Regions from separate parts of the Homo sapiens genome. Here region 2 is linked to region 1. A link is a contact called in ENCODE Hi-C or POLR2A ChIA-PET data. All regions are on one chromosome and are shown on one strand. Each heading gives the region's core, a stretch centred on a gene start or an enhancer-like site at or near the end of the contact. The rest is flanking DNA. Distances are from core to core; before and after follow the strand shown.

Evidence for each region. Hi-C counts contacts between places; a loop is a spot of excess contacts on that map. ChIA-PET counts read pairs that join two places held with the same protein, here RNA polymerase II (POLR2A). Pooled maps may share reads with other maps.
Region 2: a loop to region 1 is called in a map of PC-9, with 3 times the contacts of the local background. The contact joins two enhancer-like sites. A Hi-C loop is called at or near these places in 3 of 168 maps with a recorded cell type or tissue (MCF 10A, PC-9 and mammary epithelial cell), 1 of 37 single-sample maps with no recorded cell type and 1 of 50 pooled maps. POLR2A ChIA-PET finds 5 or more read pairs at or near these places in 5 of 52 experiments (GM12878, MCF 10A, activated T-cell and 1 more).

What each region holds. Positions count from the first base shown.
Region 1 is chr11:26,577,638-26,582,829 of GRCh38, forward strand. All of the region lies in intron 14 of ANO3 (anoctamin 3), which reads left to right. It overlaps LOC124902648 (a long non-coding RNA gene), which reads right to left. Exons shown (of 2, transcript XR_007062627.1): 2 at 4,366-5,192. Among named protein-coding and RNA genes, the nearest start is that of MUC15, 8.0 kb to the left of the region's middle. Within about 2 kb of position 1,739, at least 2 of the 41 ENCODE cell types and tissues checked have a DNase peak (open chromatin) inside an H3K27ac peak, as active enhancers do; they include mammary epithelial cell, where a contact is called at or near this core.
Region 2 is chr11:26,618,225-26,623,556 of GRCh38, forward strand. All of the region lies in intron 17 of ANO3 (anoctamin 3), which reads left to right. Among named protein-coding and RNA genes, the nearest start is that of MUC15, 49 kb to the left of the region's middle. Within about 2 kb of position 2,572, at least 2 of the 41 ENCODE cell types and tissues checked have a DNase peak (open chromatin) inside an H3K27ac peak, as active enhancers do; they include mammary epithelial cell, where a contact is called at or near this core.

The DNA of each region.
Region 1 (5,192 bases), core at 489-2,988:
TAATCATTAATATAAAATAAAACAATTTACTCAGAATAGCTGTGCTTTTTTCCAGCTATGTTAATGTGCATGAGTACAAATCGATAGTAGATGGAGTGATGGGTTTAACTAGGGTTGTATTTAAACCATGGGCTTATGACAAACTGAAACAAGAGCTAGAGAGTTGAGGGCATTTGCACCCAATTGAGTATAATGATTGCCCATTAGGATACATAAAGACAAAAGTGAAGGCACAAAGGGAGGAAAGGATAGTAAAAATATGATAGGATCAATGAACTGATAATCTGGCTCAAGAGAATGTTGGAATTGCAGTTTATAGGGAGTGAACTAGAACTATGAATGTAATTATTGAATATCATGGAAGGCCTGCTACTATTGATCAAAAGTATGTCGTGGGAGCACATGAGTGAGACCGAGTAGGAGAAAACAGTTTTGAAGATAGAGATCAAAGAACTGAGAAGCCAGAGTACTAGAAAGATTATCTGTGTATATTGTAATTTCCAAGAGTAATTTTGGGAGTATGTTGATAAGAGTTATATTAAGACATGAGTTTAAAATCTTCATAGATGTTAGGTAAGTGTCTCCAGGAGACAGAAGATGACTACCACAAGGAGTGGCAGTAGGAAGCATGAATTGACAATATGAGATTCGAATCTGTAAATTGTTTAGGAGGGAGGAAATATGGTCCTAAAGCAGCAATGAGGAGCAAGAAATTCACTACCTCAGCAGTACGTATTGACATAGGAGACAAAGAGCTATCACTTGAGTGTGCTACATGGAAAGTGGGGTTTTAGGGGAGTCCCAGGTTTCAATTAGAGTAAGAAGGTGAAGGGATACAAAAGGCTTTGCCTTGACTTTGTGTAAAAAGGGAATAGTGAATTTGTTTCAAAAGTTGGGAAGGAGCGGGCGATCATCACAAAGGCAATCCCTGTTCCTGGTGGCATGAGGATCAGTTCCTGGGGAGTGAGGGATGATCTGGAAATTGTGGGCTCCTTGAAGTAACTGATAGGAACAGGGTTAAAAAGTACGATTATATTAGTCTCGATAGACCACTTGTGCATGTTCACAGGCAGAAAGCTGTGTGTAGAATATGGGGATAGAGGCCTATTGCTAAAATGGAGAGTTATAGGCTCCCTGTAGATTCCTGCTATTAGAAGAATTCTGAAATAGAGCCTTTTCTTTCCAGCACTCAAGTGACTCTTCAACCTACAAATGGCAGCCTTGCAGGGAAATGAGACGGCTCTCTTCAACAATACGTGATATTCTGTTTTGTGGAGATACCATAACTGATTAATTCCTGTGAGATGAAGCGTACTGTTATAGCAGCTTTATTCTTTTAAAACCCTAATTTTGTTATATAGTCTAATCTGTTTAAGCAACTCTTGCCCAATTTATTAACTATCAACTATTTTTACATGGACTTAACTTATTAAGTGAGGTTACAACCAGGCATACATATATTGAAGTGGCAAAACTGACAGTTTGATAATATTATAACTTATCTTACCACTGCTAGGAAAAGATCCACATGATTTATTAATGCTTTCTAAAAAAGCACTTAAGGCAGGTAATTAGAAAATCCTGGCATATCTAATTTGTTTCTGTCTAGTTAGAAAAAGTTATTATAGCTAAATAATAACCTCAGCAGCAGAGTGTTCTCACCAACGAGCCATAACTTGAAGCAGATAGAGTGAGGAGAGAGTGAGATGCCTGGGAAGGTGTGTACACTCTGAGGAAGAATCTTGATTTGTTCCTTGGCTCAAAAGTAGGGACAGAAGGAAAAGGAAATTTATTCATGACCTGAAGAAGATTTTGAAATCAAGTCCACAGGCAGCAAATAACAATGACAAAAGACTTACTCATCCATTGAAAGGACTATACATACCTTAAACAATTTGCAGGGAACATTGAAAACATATGGTTAGCTAAGCTGACAGTTCATACAAGCTCTTTAGCTACAGAAAAGGAACTCAATTTTTGTGCTGAATTAGGAGAAAGCAACAGATTAGATATGCTAGGATTTTCTATTTATCTGCCTCACTTTTTGTTTGTTTAAAAAGCAAAAGAAAGTATTAAGTCACGTGGATCTTTTTTTTCATGAAAAAGATCCAGTTAAAGTTGTTATGAATCCCCTCTTTTAAATATAAGTACTTTAGTAACATTGAGGAGTCAGACAAACCTGGGGCAGAGTCGAGTTCACTTTTGAACAGCATTATTACCAGTAAAAGAGCAATAGAACAGTTTCTTACACATGAAGCTGGTATGAGGATGTAATGAGTAGACATGTGTAGAATATGTAACAACATGACTGGCACATAAGTTTCTAATGCATTATAGCCATTCATGAGAAGAGATATACAATTTTGGAAGCCCCTTTTAAGAAAAAGATTACAAAAATACCAATACAAAATGAGGTGCAAAAGTAATGAGAATGGAAAAAATCACAAATTTATAAATTTTTTAAAACTCCAAAATAACATACACAAAAAGCAAAATCCAGTAGGTTAAAAATATTTTAATCAACTGACTGCTAAACACATCTCTGTAATGCTTTTTGGGCTATATTTGTCTGCAAATTTAGAGATTTTAAATTATGTCTTTATATGATGTTTAAAAAATATTTTATAAAGGGAATATAAAAGTAATTCAGTCTTTCCTCTTTCTCTAGCATGGTTAATTCTGTTTTTATTATTGATAGTTTCAAAGTTTCTTTCAGCTTCATAATTCATCACTGGCAGTATTACGTACATTTTTAAGATTGTTGTGAATTTGGCAAAATCTCTAGTGTCTTTCATAGATTAGTTGAAATTTTTACAATTTCCTATAGTTTCTGGCTTCATGTATTCAGATCTTATTTCTCTTCCATTACCTGTGTTGGGCACCATAGAACATATGTAAATTAACATACCACTCCTGAATAGAGAGCCAAAAGAAGGCTCTGATAACTATTGTTTCAGGTGGGCCTTCTTTTGAGAAGTCTCCAAGTCTTTAACTCTTCTGATGAAAACAGTGCTTTCCTCTATATTCAGACATATTTAACTACACTATATCTACAAATTCAGATATAGTGTTCTCTTAAAAGAAATATTTTCAGACAATTAAGCTATGAGCATGGATCATAATCTTATGAGTTTTGCCATAAAGCAAAAGTCCTCTAACAGACCAATGCAAAGATTTATATCTTAGTAGAAATGTTTATTTAAAAAAAATGGTTAGTAAATATTATTAGACTCAGAAAGGAAAGCATGTCAAGTCACAGGCCTTTGAACTGCTGATTGATGGGCCACTGGTGGGATGAGCAGCTCACCTCCCAGAAGTTCCTTGTCTCATTTTGCTGTGTCAGAAACTTACGTAAACGTTTTATCTGTGATGCTAATTTCTTCCTAGAAAGAAGTTACAGATCATATAGCCAAGAAAGTTCTATTCCAAATTATGTTTGAAATAAACCATGGAAGAAATTCAGCATTCCAGCCAAGTAACTTCCTCACATAACTTAACCTCTAAGAGTCTCGGTTTGTTTATATAATGAGTGAGATGGATAATGTTTACTTAACCTGAGTTGTTTTGAAGATGATGTGACTTAATGTAAAAATATCTAGCACAAACTCAAGGACATTGTAAGTCCTCAGTAAATGCCAGTTCTCTTCTTTGGAAATATGGTGCAATTCCCTTTTTTTTTTTTTTGTATGCTCACTATAATGATGAACATACATAAGTTTAGGATTAAATTATTGACTCTAGAGGCAGCAGTCTTAAATACAAAAGGAGAAGGCCGGACACTTGGTTCACGCCTGTAATCCTAGCACTTTGGGAGGCCAAGGCAGGTGGATCACCTGAGGTCAGGAGTTCGAGACCACCCTGGTCAACATGGTGAAACCCCGTCTCTACTAAAAATACAAAAATTAGCTGGGCATGGTGGCACGTGCCTGTAGTCCCAGCTATGTGGGAGGCTGAGGCAGGAGAATTGCTTGAACCTGGGAGGCGGAAGTTCCAGTGAGCCAAGATCACACCATTGCACTCCACCTTGGGCGACACAGCAAGACTCTGTCTCAAAAAAAAAAAAAAAAAAAAAAAGGAGAAAAGAAACAAGATGCCATGCCATTTCCTAGGTCATGAACAAAAGATGGAAAGTATCATGTGGAAACTGACTGGTTGTGACTGAATTTTTATAAAAGTGAAACAATTGAAATATAAATAATTGACAATATCTCCGTTCTCCCTGTCAGAAAATTATCTTCATGCAGGGGAAACCAAGACAAAGTTCTTGGTATGTGTAACAACTAGAGTGTTAAGAAAATTGGTTATTATAATTTATTATGGCCTTCCAGTGGATTAAGCATAGACTACTTACAAATTGTCTCTCAATTTGTACAACACTCTTATGAATACAGTTTTATTATTCTCATATTAAGTAGTAACAGCAGAATTTTATCATCATTTAGTAATTTGTCCAAGGTCAGATGATTAGAAATATATGCACCTTTCAAACCCAGAACATCCCTACTCTAATCCATGGTCTTTGTTCAGTACCACACTGCTGTTCCTGTATGTTCTGAGGAGCATTATTACTTAATCAAAAAGATAATTTTCATTGCATTTATTTTAAAGGTGAAGTCAGTAATTTATTTTATAGTGATCGGTGTTTACTTACGGTGACAAGTACATTCTAACTGAGGTACTATATCCAGTTCCAGATAAATACATATAGGTTGAAAAGGCAAATATTAGGGCTCTAGTACTGGCCACTTTGAATAGACGAAGACCTTAGTTCTGGAGCAGTTTTCTAGAGTCACAAGTTGTTCCAGGGACTGACTATACAGGTATCTGGTCCTGGTGAAAGTTTCCTGGGAAGGATAGGCTAGCCAGTAAGGAGATGGAAGTCTTTAAGGAGCTTAGTTGTAGTTTCAGTTTTTGTTTTTTCCTTTGTAAATTAACAATTAGTATGGCCATACTTCTGAGTATCAGCAAGGTGTCAGTCCTGAATATACTGCTCAAGAAAACATACTTTGGATAGAAATACTCAAATTTTAATAGTAGCTGTTTATTCATGGTGGGATTGTTAGTGACTTTTATTTTCTTCTTTATACTTTTAATTAATTATTTCAACATATATTAATTAAAGGCCAACTGTATGGCATGCACTCCTCTATCCCTAGATTTCAGAAGTAAATAAGACAAGGTGCTTACTCCTG
Region 2 (5,332 bases), core at 1,322-3,821, 41 kb after region 1:
TTTTTTTGGTTAGGAACTTTTAACGTAATTCTGTTTCTGTACATAGCCAGAAACCTTAAACTAGTTCTTACTTATTTCTTTTATCTCCTTCACAGTATCGTGACTAACTGTTGTGAATTTTGCTTCTGTAACATTTTTATTATCCATTTTTTGCTCACCATCCTTGCTTCTCCTTCCTTAGTTCAACTAGTTGTCATTTTTAGCTTGGACTGTTGCAGCAGGCTTCCTGCTGGTTGGTCTTCCTGTCTCTAATCTAAACTCTTCCTATATCCCTTTCACAGGACTATTGGAAGGATCTTTTTAAATAGTAAACGTGCTTGTCATGTGCTTGAGGCTGTTTAATGGGTTTCTATTGTATTTATTGGGTATAAATTCTAAATTCTTTAGCCTGGCCTGTGAGGCCCTCATTGCTTAAAACCACTTTTCCATTCTCTTCTTGGCTAAAATTGTCTCTTGCTGCCCCTCTTTCCAAATCACCCTGCACTCCAACCTACAGAACCACTTTTGCTTGTCCCCCAGGGAACTTTGCTCTTTTATACCCCTGTCTCTTTCTCCACAGTGCTTCCTGTGTCTGGAATGCCATTCTTAATTTGTCTCCTTGGTGAATATCTCTTTATCTTTGAAAATTACAGTTAAGGATCACTTCCTCCATAAAGCATTTTTTTCAATATTGTATTTAGAATTGAATTTTGTGCTTATTCTTCTCACAGTTTGTTTGGACATGTCAATTATTCCTCCAATCAGATTCTTCTGAAGAATTAAGCAATCCATTTTGTGAATATTCTTCTGTTACAGTGCTTAGGATATGTCATTTCTCCCATTATCAGAGTATAAGCTCCTTATGAACAGGGGCTGTAGCTTCCTCATTTTTGTATGTCCAAATATTTAAATAAATTTGAAATATTTTATTCACCAAATATCTTAGCATCTTACTGTATGTGCTCAAAATTATTTTTTGTTATTGGAATTGTATTTTTAACATATTTCAAGTTTGCAGCACTTATTTTAATTTACACTTATAACCAAAGACTATACATTTTCTAAACATTTCAAAACAGAACAGGTGGATCATGGCATTCCTAAATAAATATTTAACTGGGGAGAAAAATATGGGCTAATACAATCAAAATTTGGTTACAAGTCCATCTTACAGGTCATGAAAGTAATTTAAAATAGTATTTCCTATTTTTACTATTCATCAAATCACCTGGAACACTTTTGAAAAACTAAAGATTCTTTTTTTATTATTTATTTTTTTTTATTTTTTGAGATGGAGTCTCACTGTGTCACCCAGGCTGGAGTGCAGTGGCAGGATCTCAGCTCACAGCAACCTCTGCCTCCCATATTCAAGCTATTCTCATTACCTCAGCCTCCCAAGTAATTGGGGGCACATCACCACACCTGGCTAATTTTTGTATTTTTAGTAGAGATAGGGTTTCACCATGTTGGCCTGGCTGGTCTCAAACTCCTGACCTCAAGAGATCCGCCCACTTTGGCCTCCCAAAGTGCTGGGATTACAGGCGTGAGCCACTGCGCCCGGCCAAAAAACTACAGATTCTTGAGTCCTGTTCAGAATCTCCTTTGTTGGGCTAAGAAATCTATATTTAAAACAAATCATTCAAAAATACTCTCTAGTAATTCTTATCCAGCCAGCCCCTCAAATAGCATTAGAAAATCATTAAGAGAGCTAAGGTAATTTTGATGCACAGTCAGGATCAGAAATCACATCTTCCAAAATTAAATTACAAATAATTTTATTTGACAATAATTAAAACATCAATGTATTATTTTTAACATCCCTTTATCAGGCATATAGCTAAACAACTACAAAGACAGAATTTGAAACCGAGAATTGCTCTTTCCTAGGCCTACCATTTTTCTTCTTTATTTTGCTACCCTCAGAAAAGGATATGCTGCTCGAAGGTGCCAAAAGTGGCATGGTACTATTGTATCAGGAAATGTTCCTAAAAATATTTTAATGAAAATTAAATATGCAAAATTATTCCAAAAATGTATATTCTTGTTGCTTGACAATCCAACTTTAACTAATTTTGTCATATTACAGCAGCATGACAGCTGCCTGGTCTCATGATTAAAGGGTAACTTTTAAGAAATATATAGAAACATCAGAACAGAAGTACTCTTAGAGTTTGAAAAACCTGGAATTAGGCTAATTAAATCATTTCAGCATGGTGAAATTTTAATCAAAAATTAAAATGTTATTAAAATCAAATTTTATAAATATTAAATTAAATTTATTAAAATTAAATTAAACTAAAATTAAAACTTTAATTCCAATTAAAAATTTTTAAATTAAAGAATGAACTCCTTTTGGGTTTCCTCCTCTGATTTTAAAATCCATGTATCATGCACGGAGCACTCTAACAAAAAAAGAAAAAGTCCTATCTACATTTGGCTAATGTAAGTACTCCATGTAGGTTCTGGACTTTTCTCCCTTGTTGATCCATTCCCATCTCTAGAGTCCAGAGCATACATCCCTATACTTCTTTCATGGGCCTGATCACTGAAGGCCTCAAAGTACACCTAACTTTCCTTAATACCTGGTTACCACTGGTTACCAATTACAGTGCAAATAAGCTATTATGGAATAGGGTGGATCAAAGGGTTGGACCAGGCATCTTAACCAAGAAAAGAGGTAATGTCAAATGACTCATCTCATAAGAGGATTGGCTTTTTAATAAATGTATTTGTTTAGTTTGTTCATGTCTATGTCCATAGTTTCTAGAAATTCAGACAAGTAGATTACTGGAAAAGGGAAGGCTCTTTTCAATTCTGCAAAAGCTTGGAGTTTATTTTCACAGTGAAGGCTGTATTGTGGGGCTATGACTAAAAGATAAAAAGTTCTAAAACCCATGTAGAACTGCCTAATATGCCCCCTCACAATAACCATGTCCTTTTCCTGCCTTTGCTGTTCTTTTTCTCCCTAACTGGTTTTTGCATAACACCCCAAACAAGGCATTACTGGGAAGATGATGAAGTCTTAGCTGAGAATGAATTCCAAAATGCTTACCATGGCCTACTGTGCACTGAAAAAGTGTTTCCCTGTGAGATCTCAGTGACTCATCTCTTACTACTTCACTGTCTTATTGCTGCCACTCCTTTCTCTCTAACTTCCCTGCCCTTCATGAAATACATCAAGTCTGTGCCAGACTCAGAGCATTGGCATTCCCATTTCTGTGTCTTAAAGGTACTTAGCTGAGATTTCTGCTTGGCTCCCTCCCTCATTGCATGCACTTCTCTGCTCAGATGCTACCCTCTGAATACTTTATTCAGGCTTTTAAGAGGCTTTTCAGAATACTCTATAAAATAGTACTCTCTGTGTCTACCAAAACTCTCTATCCGCTCTGCCTGCTTTATTTTCCCTCAGAGCACTTTTCACCTCCTGACCAATTATGTATTTATTTGCCATTTATCTCTACCCACTGAAATTTGAGTTCTATGAAAGTAGAGATTATGTCTTTTTGATTCAGGTATGTTTGGTTTCTAAAACACTAACTGATGCACTAGAAATTTATAATGAATATATTAATTAATATATATGAATAAGAGAATTTCAGCTTACTAAATGCATCAGTGGCTGATTTTTTAAAGTATAGGTTCTCCAACATGTTATCACGTGTGTGTATCAGGTAGGGCCCGGAATAGTTATCCCTGACGCCCTTTATCCTCTTCCCCAACAAGCACGTACTCATTCCACTTTACACAATCACACACAAATGTACACACTCACAGCTTGTATGTACTGCCAAAGTGATTGCTGCCAGACACCATACAGTTGGATATATTTAAATCATTATTTATTTTTGTAGTCTGTAGTTTGAGATTTAACAATTCATTCTGCTTGAACTGATTTTGTAGCTCATCAGTGATGTTGCCAGTCAGCCATAGCATTTGGGCCTTGGATGATGCAGGTTTGCAAATACCCCAGAAAGTCTTGCAACAGCATTATGGCATCTTTTGTAATTTATAACTTTTTTCCCAGTGTTATTGTAACCCCCCTAATGCATCAGTTGCAGATATTGCCATCCTAAGTTTGCAGAGTGGCTCTATGTGCTAGATATTAAGACAAAAATTTGAATAGGGCTGGGCGTGGTGGCTCATGTCTGTAATCCTAGCACTTTGGGAGGCTGGGGCGGATGAGGAATTGGAGACCAGACTGGGCAACATGCCCAAAAGCCATCTCTGAAAAAAAAAAAAAGAAAAGAAAATGAGCCAGGCATCATAGTGGTGTGTACCTGTAGTTATAGCTACTTGGGAAGCTGAGGTGGGAGGATTACCTGAGCCAAGGAAGTTTAGGATGCAGTGAGTTGTGATCATGCCATTGCACTCCAGCCTGGGTGTTAGAGTGAGACTTTGTCTCGAAAATAAATAAATAGTTAAAAATGAAATGGTTTATGTGACAAGGCACGATGTATGTGGTGCTAGACAGCCATGATAGTCAATCCTGACTTTGCTACTTGCTCAGTCGTGTTGTCTCACTACTAAGGTGCCTGACATTCCACAACTTAGTTTCTTCTTCTGTAAAATGGGAATCATTATACCTACTTAACAAAATTGTTGTTAAGGAATAATAATATACGTAAAGCACTGTTTGGCACAAGCCAAATGGCAATTATTGAACTAGAACTAACTTTCAATCCCCACAAAGGCACTCAACTCAGTGCTAGAGGCATAGTGGGTGCTCAAGTACTATTTTTTGGGCAATTGAATCTATCCTATTGTACTCCTTGGAGACCCTGCTATGATTATCTCACTTAATAAATAAGACATGAAAAAGAACCTGTTACAGTAGGAATCACCTGGTGTTCATGAATTCACAGTAATCTTATCCTAAAATTTGAAAATTATAGTTTGTGTATAGCTAAAACAAAGACCAAAAACCTGCACTAGGAAGAGAATGAGAGTACTGTACTCAGTGTAATCTTTCTGTCTCCAGATAACACTTTAACTCTTAGGAAGGGGCAGATTTGAATCACAGCTAAGATGAGTCATCACAATCATTTTGCTGAAAGAACTGTCAGAGAAGGGGAACAACTTTTAATATGTCCAGATGCATACCTTTTAATTTTTCGTGCCAACAGGGAAGGTTATTGGAAATGATAATCTAAACAATTTTTTATTGAATTATGTGGTTATGAGGTAATATTCATATGCACATACATATACCCACAAGTACTTCTGTCTATAGCGAATACTTTCCCAACTATATTTACTTGGAATATTGTGAAATGTATGCCCTTTTCTTGAGTCTATGTAAATATTGGTCAGAGTATATAGGAGAGGGGAAAAGATGGCAGAAGAGGAAAAGTAT